Regions from separate parts of the Homo sapiens genome. Here region 2 is linked to region 1. A link is an interaction called in ENCODE POLR2A ChIA-PET data of the cell type or tissue named here. Cell type or tissue: GM12878. All regions are shown on one strand.

What was found. Peaks named below come from ENCODE experiments on the same cell type or tissue, not always from the same donor. Only the 100,000 strongest peaks of a DNase experiment are listed, where the experiment ranks them.
Region 2: POLR2A ChIA-PET joins it to region 1 with 6 read pairs; 4 of 35 experiments call an interaction of 5 or more read pairs at or near these places.

Annotation. Positions count from the first base shown.
Region 1 is chr18:22,780,566-22,785,565 of GRCh38, forward strand. The region is part of intron 3 of RBBP8-AS1 (RBBP8 antisense RNA 1); the gene reads right to left. Among named protein-coding and RNA genes, the nearest start is that of RBBP8, 150 kb to the right of the region's middle. RefSeq lists enhancers at 3,085-3,634, 3,635-4,184. In GM12878, no CTCF peak of the experiment used is centred here; no DNase peak of the experiment used is centred here.
Region 2 is chr18:22,668,367-22,673,366 of GRCh38, forward strand. No RefSeq gene overlaps it. Among named protein-coding and RNA genes, the nearest start is that of CTAGE1, 250 kb to the left of the region's middle. In GM12878, a CTCF peak has its summit at 2,715; a DNase peak (open chromatin) is centred at 2,785; H3K27ac peaks cover 378 bases.

The DNA of each region.
Region 1 (5,000 bases):
TTCAAATTTTCAGCATGTTTAAAAATTATAAAAATACAGGTGAAATGTTTCTATTTGCAGATGTGAGGACAGTGTAGAAAATCCCAAAGTATCTATAAAAGCAAAATGAAACAAAATACCTCCTAAAGCTAATTAAGTTCAGCCAGCCGATTAGGTATTACTGCAATGGGCTGCCCAGTAATCAAAGAGGACTACTTATTTCCCACCAGGGTTTTTACAAAAAGATTCATTCTGATAAGTTCTCTGATGAAGTTCAGACATTGTTACAGGGGGTGGCACCAGCTTCTCTACATCTCTATCAAAATCAAAGAAAACTCAGAAAAAAATGGAAAACAAAAGTTGCCTTATTATTCTACTATTTGAGCAGAATCTACCTGACACAAAGCAAATGCTTGTTTAATTTCAATGACATTCATAAAGTTGTAATTGAGAAGGAAAAAACGTAAAATTTATTTAAGAAGTCTATAAATCTCCCTATTTACAAAACTTTTCTTAATATACAAAATAAACTGGGATCAAAAGTTTTTATAACCCTAAAAAAAAAATACAAAAGTACAGCCAGGTTACAGCTTAATCAACACACAAATCAACTGCATTTCTTTATACAACAATGGACATATGAAAACTAAAATTAAAAACACAATGCCATTTAAAATTGCTCCAAAGAAATACTTAGGTATAAATGTAAAAAAGTAAACACACCATGTACAAAATATGTATGCTTTAACTACAAAATATAATTTAAAAATTAAAGAGCCAGGCACAGTGGCTCACACCTGTAATCCCAGCACTTTGGGAGGCCGAGGCAGGTAGATCACCTGAGGTCAGGAGTTTGAGAACAGCCTGACCAACATGGAGAAACCTCATCTCTACTAAAAATACAATGCCTAATTTCATTACTTACCCAGCAGTCATTCAGGAGCAGGTTGTTTAATTTCCATGTAGTTATATGGTTTTTAGTGAGTTTCTTAATCTTGAGTTCTAATTTGATTGTGCTGTGGTCTGAGAGACTCTTACAATTTCAGTTTTTTGCATTTGCTGAGGAGTGTTTTACTTCCAATTATGTGATTGATTTTAGAGTAAGTGCTATGTGGCACTGAGAATAATGTATATTTTGTTGTTTTTGGGTGGAGAGCTCTGTAGGTATCTATGAAGTCCACTTGATCCAGAGCTGGAGGTCAAGTCCTGAATATCCTTGTTAATTTTCTGTCTCGATGATCTAATTGACAATGGGGTGTTAAAATCTCCCACCATTATTGTGGGGGTGTCTAAGCCTCTTTGTAGGTCTCTAAGAACTTGTTTTATAAATCTGGATGCTCCTGTATTGGGTACATATATATTTAGGATAGTTAGCTCTTCTTGTTGAATTGAGCCCTTTACCATTATGTATTGCCCTTGTCTTTTTTGATCTTTGTTGGTTTAAAGTCTGTCTTGTCAGAAACTAGGATTACAACCCCTGCTTTTTTCTGCTTTCCATTTTCTTGGTGTTTCCATTTTCTTGGTAAATTTTCTTGCATCCCTTATTTTAAGCTTATGTGTGTCTTTGCACATGAGATGGGTCTCTTGAATATAGCACACCAATAGGTCTTGACTCTTTATACAGCTTGCTGTTCTGTGTCTTTTAATTGGGGCATTTAGCCCATTTACATTTAAGGTTAATATTGTTATGTGTAAATTTGATCCTGTCATCATGACGCTAACTAGTTATTTTGCACACTTGTTGATGTAGTCGCTTCATAGTATCATTGGTCTTTGTACTTCCATGTGTTTTTGTAGTGTTAGACTGGTAATGACTTTTGTGGTGTAGGCTGATAATGATTTTTCCTTTTCATCTTTAGTGCTTCCTTCAGAAGCTCTTGCAAGGCAGGCCTAGTGGTGAAGAATTCCCTCAGCATTTGCTTGTCTGAAAAGGATTTTATTTCTCCTTCGCTTATGAAGCTTAGTTTGGTTGGATATGAAATTCTAGGTTGAAAATTCTTTTAAGAATGTTGAATATTGGCCCCCAATCTCTTCTGGCTTGTAGAGTTTCTGCTGAGAGGTCAACTGTTAGTCTGATGGGCTTCCCTTTGTAGGTGACATGGCCTTTCTCTCTGGCTGCCCTTAATGTTTTTTCCTTCATTTTAACCTTGGAAAATCTGATAATTATGTGTCTTGGGATTTATCTTCTCATGGAGTCTCTTACTGGGGTTCTCTGGATTTCCTGAATTTGAATGTTGTTCTGTCTTGCTAGGTTGGGAAAGTTCTCCTGTATGATATCCTGAAGTATGTTTTCCAACCTGGTTCCATTCTCCCCATCTCTTTCAGGTACCCCAATCAGTCATAAGTTCAGTCTTTTTACATTATCCCATAGTTTTCAGAGGTTTTGTTCACTCCTTTTCATCCTTTTTTCTCTAATCTTGTCTGCCTTCCTTATTTCAGCAAGATAGTCTTCAATCTCTGAAATGCTTTCCTCCACTTGATGCATTCGGCTATTGATACTTGTGGTTGCATTGTGAAGTTCTTTTGTGTTGTGCTTTTCAGCTCCATCAGGTCATTTATGTTCCTCTCTAAACTAGTTATTCTGGTTAACATTTCCTGTAATGTTTTATCATGGCTCTTAGCTTCTTTGCATTGGGTTAGAACATCTGCCTTTAGCTCAGCAAAGTTTGTTATTACTCACCTTCAGAAGCCTACTTCTGTCAATTAATTCATCTCAGCCTCCACTCAGTTCTATGCCCCTGTTGGAGAGGTCTTGCGATCATTTGGAGGAGAAGAGGCACTCTGGTTTCTTGAGTTTTCAGCATTTTTTTTGTTGATTCTTTCTCATCTTCATGAGTTCATCTAGCTTCAATCTTTGAGGCTGCTGACCTTTGGATGGGGTTTTTGGAGGGACTTTTTTGTTGATGCGGTTGTTACTGTGTTTTCTGTTTGTTTGTTTTTCTTTTAACAGTCAGGCCCTTCTTCCGTAAGGCTTCTGCAGTTTGCTGGGGGTCCACTCCAGACCCTATTTGCCTGGGTCCCTCCCTACCTGGAGGTATCACCACTGGAGGCTGCAAAACAGCAAAGATGGCTGCCTGCACCTTCCTCTGGGATCTGTGTCCCGGAAGGGGACTGACCTGATGCCAGCAGAAAAGCTCCTGTATAAGGTGCCTCGCAACCCCTGTGGGTGGGCAGGGGGAGGGGAGGTCTCATCCAGTCAAGACGGACAGGATCAGGAACCCCCTTAACAAAGCACTCTGGCTGTCCCTTGGCAGAGGGGATGCACTGCACTGTGGGGAATCCCATTCATCAGGACTGCCCGGATTCCACAGTCAGCACTGGGAAAGACTAAGTTTGCTGATCTGCAGAGACTGCCCCTCCTCCCTGGGGCTCTGTCCCAGGGAGATCAGAGTTCTGTCTGTAAACCCCTGGTTGGAATTGCTGAAATTCCCACAGGAAGGCCCTGCACAGTGAGGAGCGATGGGTCAGGGTCCAGCCTAGAGAGGCAGTCTGGCCACAATCTGCCATAGCTGCTGTGCTGTGCCATGGGGAATTCCTCCTGAGTCCAAATCACCCAGTATCCCCAGCACTGGCAGGGGGAAAACAGCAGACTGGAGCTGCAGTGATGGCTCCTGCCCCTCCCCGCAGGTGCTCAGTCATCTTAGGCAGCAGGAGAATGCAGTGATGGTGGTCAACCCTCCCCCTGGAAACTCAGTAGTCTTAGGCAGTCTCCAGCCAAGTGGCCACCAAGAATCTTCACAGCTCTATGCTTGGGACCCAAGGCCCTGGTGGCACGGACTCACAAGGGGGATATCCTGACCTGTGGGTTGCACAGATCTGTGGAAAAAGTGTGGTTTCCTGGGGCAGGTAGCACAATCACTCACACCTCCCTTGGCTGGGGGTGGGAGCTCCCCTTCCCCTGCACTCCCAGGAGGGCCATTGCTCCACCCTGCTTTTCCTCACTCTCCATGGGTTGCGCCAACTGCCTAATTCAATGAGAGAACCTGGATACCACAGTTGCCAGTGCAGGATTCGTTGGCCATTTTCATTATCTTGGTGGGAGCCTCTGATGGCAACTGCTTCTAGTCAGCCATCTTGGCCCCTCCCCGCTACCACTTTTCTTATGACAACAAACTTGAAAATCTAAAGGAAACAAATGATGTTCTATCAAAATATAAATTCCCCAAATTAACTAAATGACAAGTAGAACACCTAAACAACCCAACAACTACAGAATTTGAAAATATATATATATTTTTTATATATAATATACATATATTAAAGCTCTACAATTAAAAATGGTACCAGATTCAGGATGTTTGTGGATAAGTTGTCCCTAAATTCAAGGAACAACAATAGAAGGCTTCCCAATTCAATTTACAGTTCTATCATAATATTAATGCCAATACCTGACAAACATATTCCAACAAGAAAACTAGAATACTTACAATTAAAATCTGAAACCAGATATTAACAAATTAAATCTAGCAATGTGTTAAAATAGTTATATTCTATAACTAAGCAAAGTTTATTCCAGAAAGCAACATTTCCCAATTTTAAGAAATCTATTAGTATAATGTATTACATTAAAAATTTTTTAAAGAAAAATATGTAATTAAGTAAGTACATGCCAAAAATATATTTAAGGTATTGGAACAGATATTCCTGATCAATTTTCAGTAGTGATTTTTAAGATGTGAATATTTTATCTCTTCATGCAAATTATAAGCCTTTCTCATACCATATATTATTTCTGTCTGTGAGCTACATCTACCTGCTATACCCTCATTCTGCCATAGATCCCAGGAATTTCTATGTAGTGTATCAATCAATATATTTAGAAGTAGTTTAAACATGCCTTTCAGGAGACTAGCCTAAGTAAATGCTTCGTGAAAAAAATGTCTATGGCTTAGTAAGTTTGGGAAAACTATATATTGTGTTTTTCTCTTAGAGATTTGCAACAAAGGTTAATTTAAAGACTCAGAGAAGTCTTCCAGGGTTTCCCAAGTTAATTGAACATAAAACACTTTTGTTCTTATGAT
Region 2 (5,000 bases), 110 kb before region 1:
GTTTAAATGTACACCCACATGTCAGGCCCACTAAGTGTGTATTTGAAAAATCATTTTCATTTTTATCATGCTTTGACAAAAGGAAGTACATCAACGCTCTGTTTAGGAAAAATATACTGTACTCTGCTACTGAACAGCTATGTGGCCTTGGGCACGTCTCTTAACTTCCCAGGGCCTCAGTTTCCTCATTCACTGTCTACTTTCCTGATTCTACCGTAACACTTCATTAGGTTGCAAACTATGTCTAGAAGGTAGCAGCACCCCCATCTCTCATTCAAAGGGCCTTCTCAGGACACACCCTCCTCTACCAAGGCTGTGCTCACTGATGACTTCTCCATGAGCAGCTGACTGAACTTGGTTTGTAGGAAGTTCATACAATCTGCTGGCACCAGCAAGAAATGGAATGCTGGAAGCTTCCAGCTTCACTCAAGTACATTTAACCATTCAACAGACACTTATTGAACATGTCCTATATGCCAAGCACTGAATGCCAAGGATCCAGCAATGTCAAAGCAGACAATGTCCTTCTTCTCATGCAGCTTACCTTGTAGTGTGGGAAGTGGAAAATAAACAACATAAATAGGTAAATTATGCAGAAGGTGTTAACAACTATGGAAAAATAGAGCAGTTTGAGGGATAAGGATGCTGGTGTATTGGCAGAGAAAGAGGGTTAAGGCCTGGCTTCACTGTAAAGGTGGTGTTTGACTAAGACTTGCAGGTGAGAGAGTGAACCATAAGGATATCTTAGGAGGACTGGCCCAGGTAGAAGAAAGAACCGCTGCAGAGACTCTGGGGAGACATATGGCTGGCATGCTGGAGGAGCATCAAAGTGGCCAATGTGGCTGGAGCAGAGTGAATTCAGCGCAGTGTAGGGGATGAGGCAGGGGGTACAAGGGGTCAAAGCGTGTAAAGCCTCATAGAGGCTTTACAAGGCTTGACTTTCACTTTGAAAGAAATGAGAAGCCATTGCAGGATTTTGAACAAAGGAATAGCCAGATCAGGCCGGGCGCGATGGCTCACGCCTGTAATCCCAGCACTTTGGGAGGCCAAGGCGGGTGGATCATGAGGTCAGGAGATCAAGACCATCCTGGCTAACACGGTGAAACCCCATCTCTACTAAAAATACAAAAACTTAGCCAGGCGCGGTGGCGGGCACCTGTAGTCCCAGCTACTCGGGAGGCTGAGGCAGGAGAATGGCATGAACCCGGGAAGCGGATGTTGCAGTGAGCCAAGATAGTGCCACTGCAGTCCGGCCTGGGCGAAAGAGCGAGACTCTGTCTCAAAAAAAAAAAAAAAAAAAAAAAAAAAGGAATAGCCAGATCTGACTTACATTTTATAATAAAGCTCAATCTGTTTATTAATGGAAGAATAAAATGAAGGGAAGTGGCAAATCTGAGTCACTAAAACAATTTAGGAAGCTGTTGGGATAAATTATGCTTGCATGGACCAGAATAGTAGCAGGAAGATGCCAGAGGTGGTTGGATTCTAAATATAATTTGAAGGTAGACCCTTTAAAATTTCCAGGTGGATCGGAGGTGAGATGTGAGAAAAAGAGAATTGTGGACAGCTTCAAGGTCAAGAACCTCTTTGGTAGTGGATGCTCTTTGGGGTTTTAATATGAGACATAAAGATCCATATGCTCTATGATCACTCCCAAGGGTCCATCCCACAACTCCTTTCCCTATTTGCTCCTTATTTTCTATTCTTATTCCTTCCAGGCCTCTGACCAATAAACCAAGCCATTCACACCACTGCTCAGGGGCCTTGTAGATCTGTACTATGGGCCACTGCTCCCTGCTGGGTTACACTCCTGAAGTCACTCTGAACCCACCCACAGTTTGCTGTGGAGGCCGTAGTTAAAAAGCAAATGGCCAACGGCAGCTGAGACAGGTGAAATTGGGAGATATGAAGGACTCAAAAGAGGTGTTTCAGACACAAGGTCATTTATTTCTGTTACTATGTTTTTTATTTCTAGCATTTCCCTTTTATGATTTCTTGAGTTCCCATCTCTGTTTATATTACCCATCTTGCATGTTCTTGCATGTTGTCTACCTTTTTTTCCATCAGAGCTCTCAGCACATTAATTATAGTTATTTTAAATTTTTGGTTGGTCTGATAATCTTAAAATCTCTGCCAAATCTAAGTCAGGTTCTGTTGCCTGCTTTGTCTTTTCAGGCTATGTTTGTTTTTTCTTGCCCATTAGCGCACCTAAATTTTGTTGAAAGTTACACATGATATATTAGGTAATAGAACCTGAGGTAAGTCAGTCTTTGGTGTGAGGGTTTATGATTACCTGGTTAGGAGCTACACTTTACTTTTTGTTGTAGCTATAAGCGTCTGAGGCTTCAATTTCTTCTACTGTCCTTGTTTTTGTCTCTCCAGTTATCTTTGGGTTTCCCTAGAAATGTCTTTTTAAATAGAGTCTGAGCCTTGCAGACTTTTCAACTATTATCATCTGTTATGATTTAGGAGTTTAGTTGACACATCAATGAGATATGTAACTGGCGGGGGACATTCTATAATTCCATAATTAGGTCTCAATTTTTTAATGAGCCTGTGCTCTTGGGCTGTGAACTTCATAAATGCTTCTTAATTTTTTTCCCTCTCAGGTGAGATAGGAAAGTTAGTTAGGGTGAGAGTTGGGTATTTTCCTTCCCCTACATTATTTAGATTCTAGAAATGTAAATTCCTTTGAGAGCAGGCAGAGGACAGAACACTCCAAGCTTATTTCAAAATGGGTACTTTCCCTGTCTTGCTGGAAGCCCAGGGGGATTTTTCTCCAGTCTCCACTATGAGAGAACACCTTGTGGGGCTTAGGGAAGTAAAACTCCAAAAGTGAGAGGAATCGCCCCACCACTAAGTTTTTAACTCTCAAACTAGTCCACACTCAGCTTCCAGCAGTTCATCATTACAGTTTAAGTTTCTGGCTCCAGCAGCTTCTGCTCCCACTAAGCTGTGATTCTCTGTATTCTCCTTTCTCTCCAGTTTTTAAGGCACTAGTTTGCTCTGTGACCTTAATTCTCTGATGAATCTAAGAAGTGTTGTTGATTTTCAGTTTGTTCCACTTTTGTCTTGTTGTAAGGATGGGAGTGATGACTTCTAAGCTGGTTACACATTGGAGTGGAAACTGGAAATTTAAATTTTTAAATGGGAATGAACGCCTTGTTCTTGGGACAGAACAATATAATGGATGTTAATTCCCCCTTGATTTAATCTGTACAATCAATTCCATTCAAATTCTCAATTAGTTCTTTTCAGGAAATTGAAAAAGTTATTTTAAATTCATTTAAAAATTAGAAGATGTGACAAAAAGCCAATAAAATATAAAAATAAAAGTGATAAGGAGCCTGTTCTACCAGGTATCAAAATGTATTACAAAGCTATAATAATTAAAATATCCAGGAACTATGCCAAAGTGTATACTCAAATGATTAGAACAGAATGGCTGGTGCAAAAATAGACCAAAGTTCATCTGAGAATTCATTCTATGATTAAAGCAGAATTTCATATCAGAGAGGAAAATATGGATTATATTGAGACAACTGGTTAGATATTTTGGAGGAAAAATAAAGTTAGATCCACCCTGATACCTTGAATCAAAATAAATTCCAAATAGTTCAAAATTGTAAATATTAAAATTAACAGTAAAAGTGCCACCAGCAATGAAACTGGTGACTTCACTGCATTTCTGCTCCTCTCCTTTTCCAACTCCAATTCAACTGCCAACTGCATCCTCTGTTTTCAGTCTTATTTTGTTAATAATTAGGATACCTAAGGCTGTAATATTTCCTCTGAATTTAGCATTATCTGTATAACATAGATTTTGGTAGGAAGTATTCTCTTTTATATTATGTATTAGTTAATTTAGAATCTCAATTTTGATTACTTATTTGATCCAAGGGTCTATGAAAAGGGTATCTCTTAAATTTTAGGCAGTTAAATTTTTATCATGTTTTTGCTATTAATGTATTGTATATTATATTATTATTATCAGAGGCTGGATTTTGTAAAAATAATATTATTTTCAGAAGTTTTAAAGGAAATTTGAATATAGCATCTTATACCCAGCCAAATTCATATTGAAGTGGGAGTGCAAATTTAAAAAAGATTTATAGGCACACTAATAGTCAAAAAACATATTAAGCACATTCTCTGAAAGAATTACTTAATTATATACTCAGTAAAAAAAATTTCAAAATATGCAAAAATAGAAATTAAAAGGTTGTGAGCAAATGATAATTTTATAATTATCAAAATAACTATTGGTACATAAAATTAGTAATAATCTATTACTAACTATCTTGGAAAATATCTGTATTAGTCAGGATTCTCCAGAGGAACAAAACTAAGAGGATATACAGCTGACCCTTGAACAACACAGATTTGAACTGTGTGGGTTCATCCAGTTATACATGGATTTTCTTCCACCTCTGCCACTCTAGAGACCACAAAACCAGCCCCTACTCTTTCCCCTCCTCCTCAGTCTACTCAATGTAAAGATGAGAAGGATGAAGACCTTTATGATGATACACTTCCACTTAATGAATAGAACATGTATTTTCTTTTCCTTATGATCTTCTTAATAACCTTTTCTTTTCTTTAGCTTACTTTATTGTAAGAATACAGTATATAGTACATATAATATACAAAATATGCATTAATTGACATGTATGTGTTCATATTAACAGTAAGGCTTCTGGTCAATCATAGGCTATTAGTAGTTAAGTTTTTAGGGATTCAAGAGTTATACATGAATTTTTGACTGCCAGGGAGTCAGTATCCCTAGCCCCCCATTGTTCAAGGGTCAGCTGGTTATTCAACTATAATGCATATATAAATATTTCATTATAGGAGTTGTTCTTATACAGTTATGGAGGACAAAAGTTCCATGATCAGCCTTCTACAAGCTAGAGAACCAGGAAAGACAGTGGTATAATTCAGCCCGTCTGAATAACCAAAAACCAGGGGAGCCCATGATGATGTAAGTCCAGTCTGAGTTC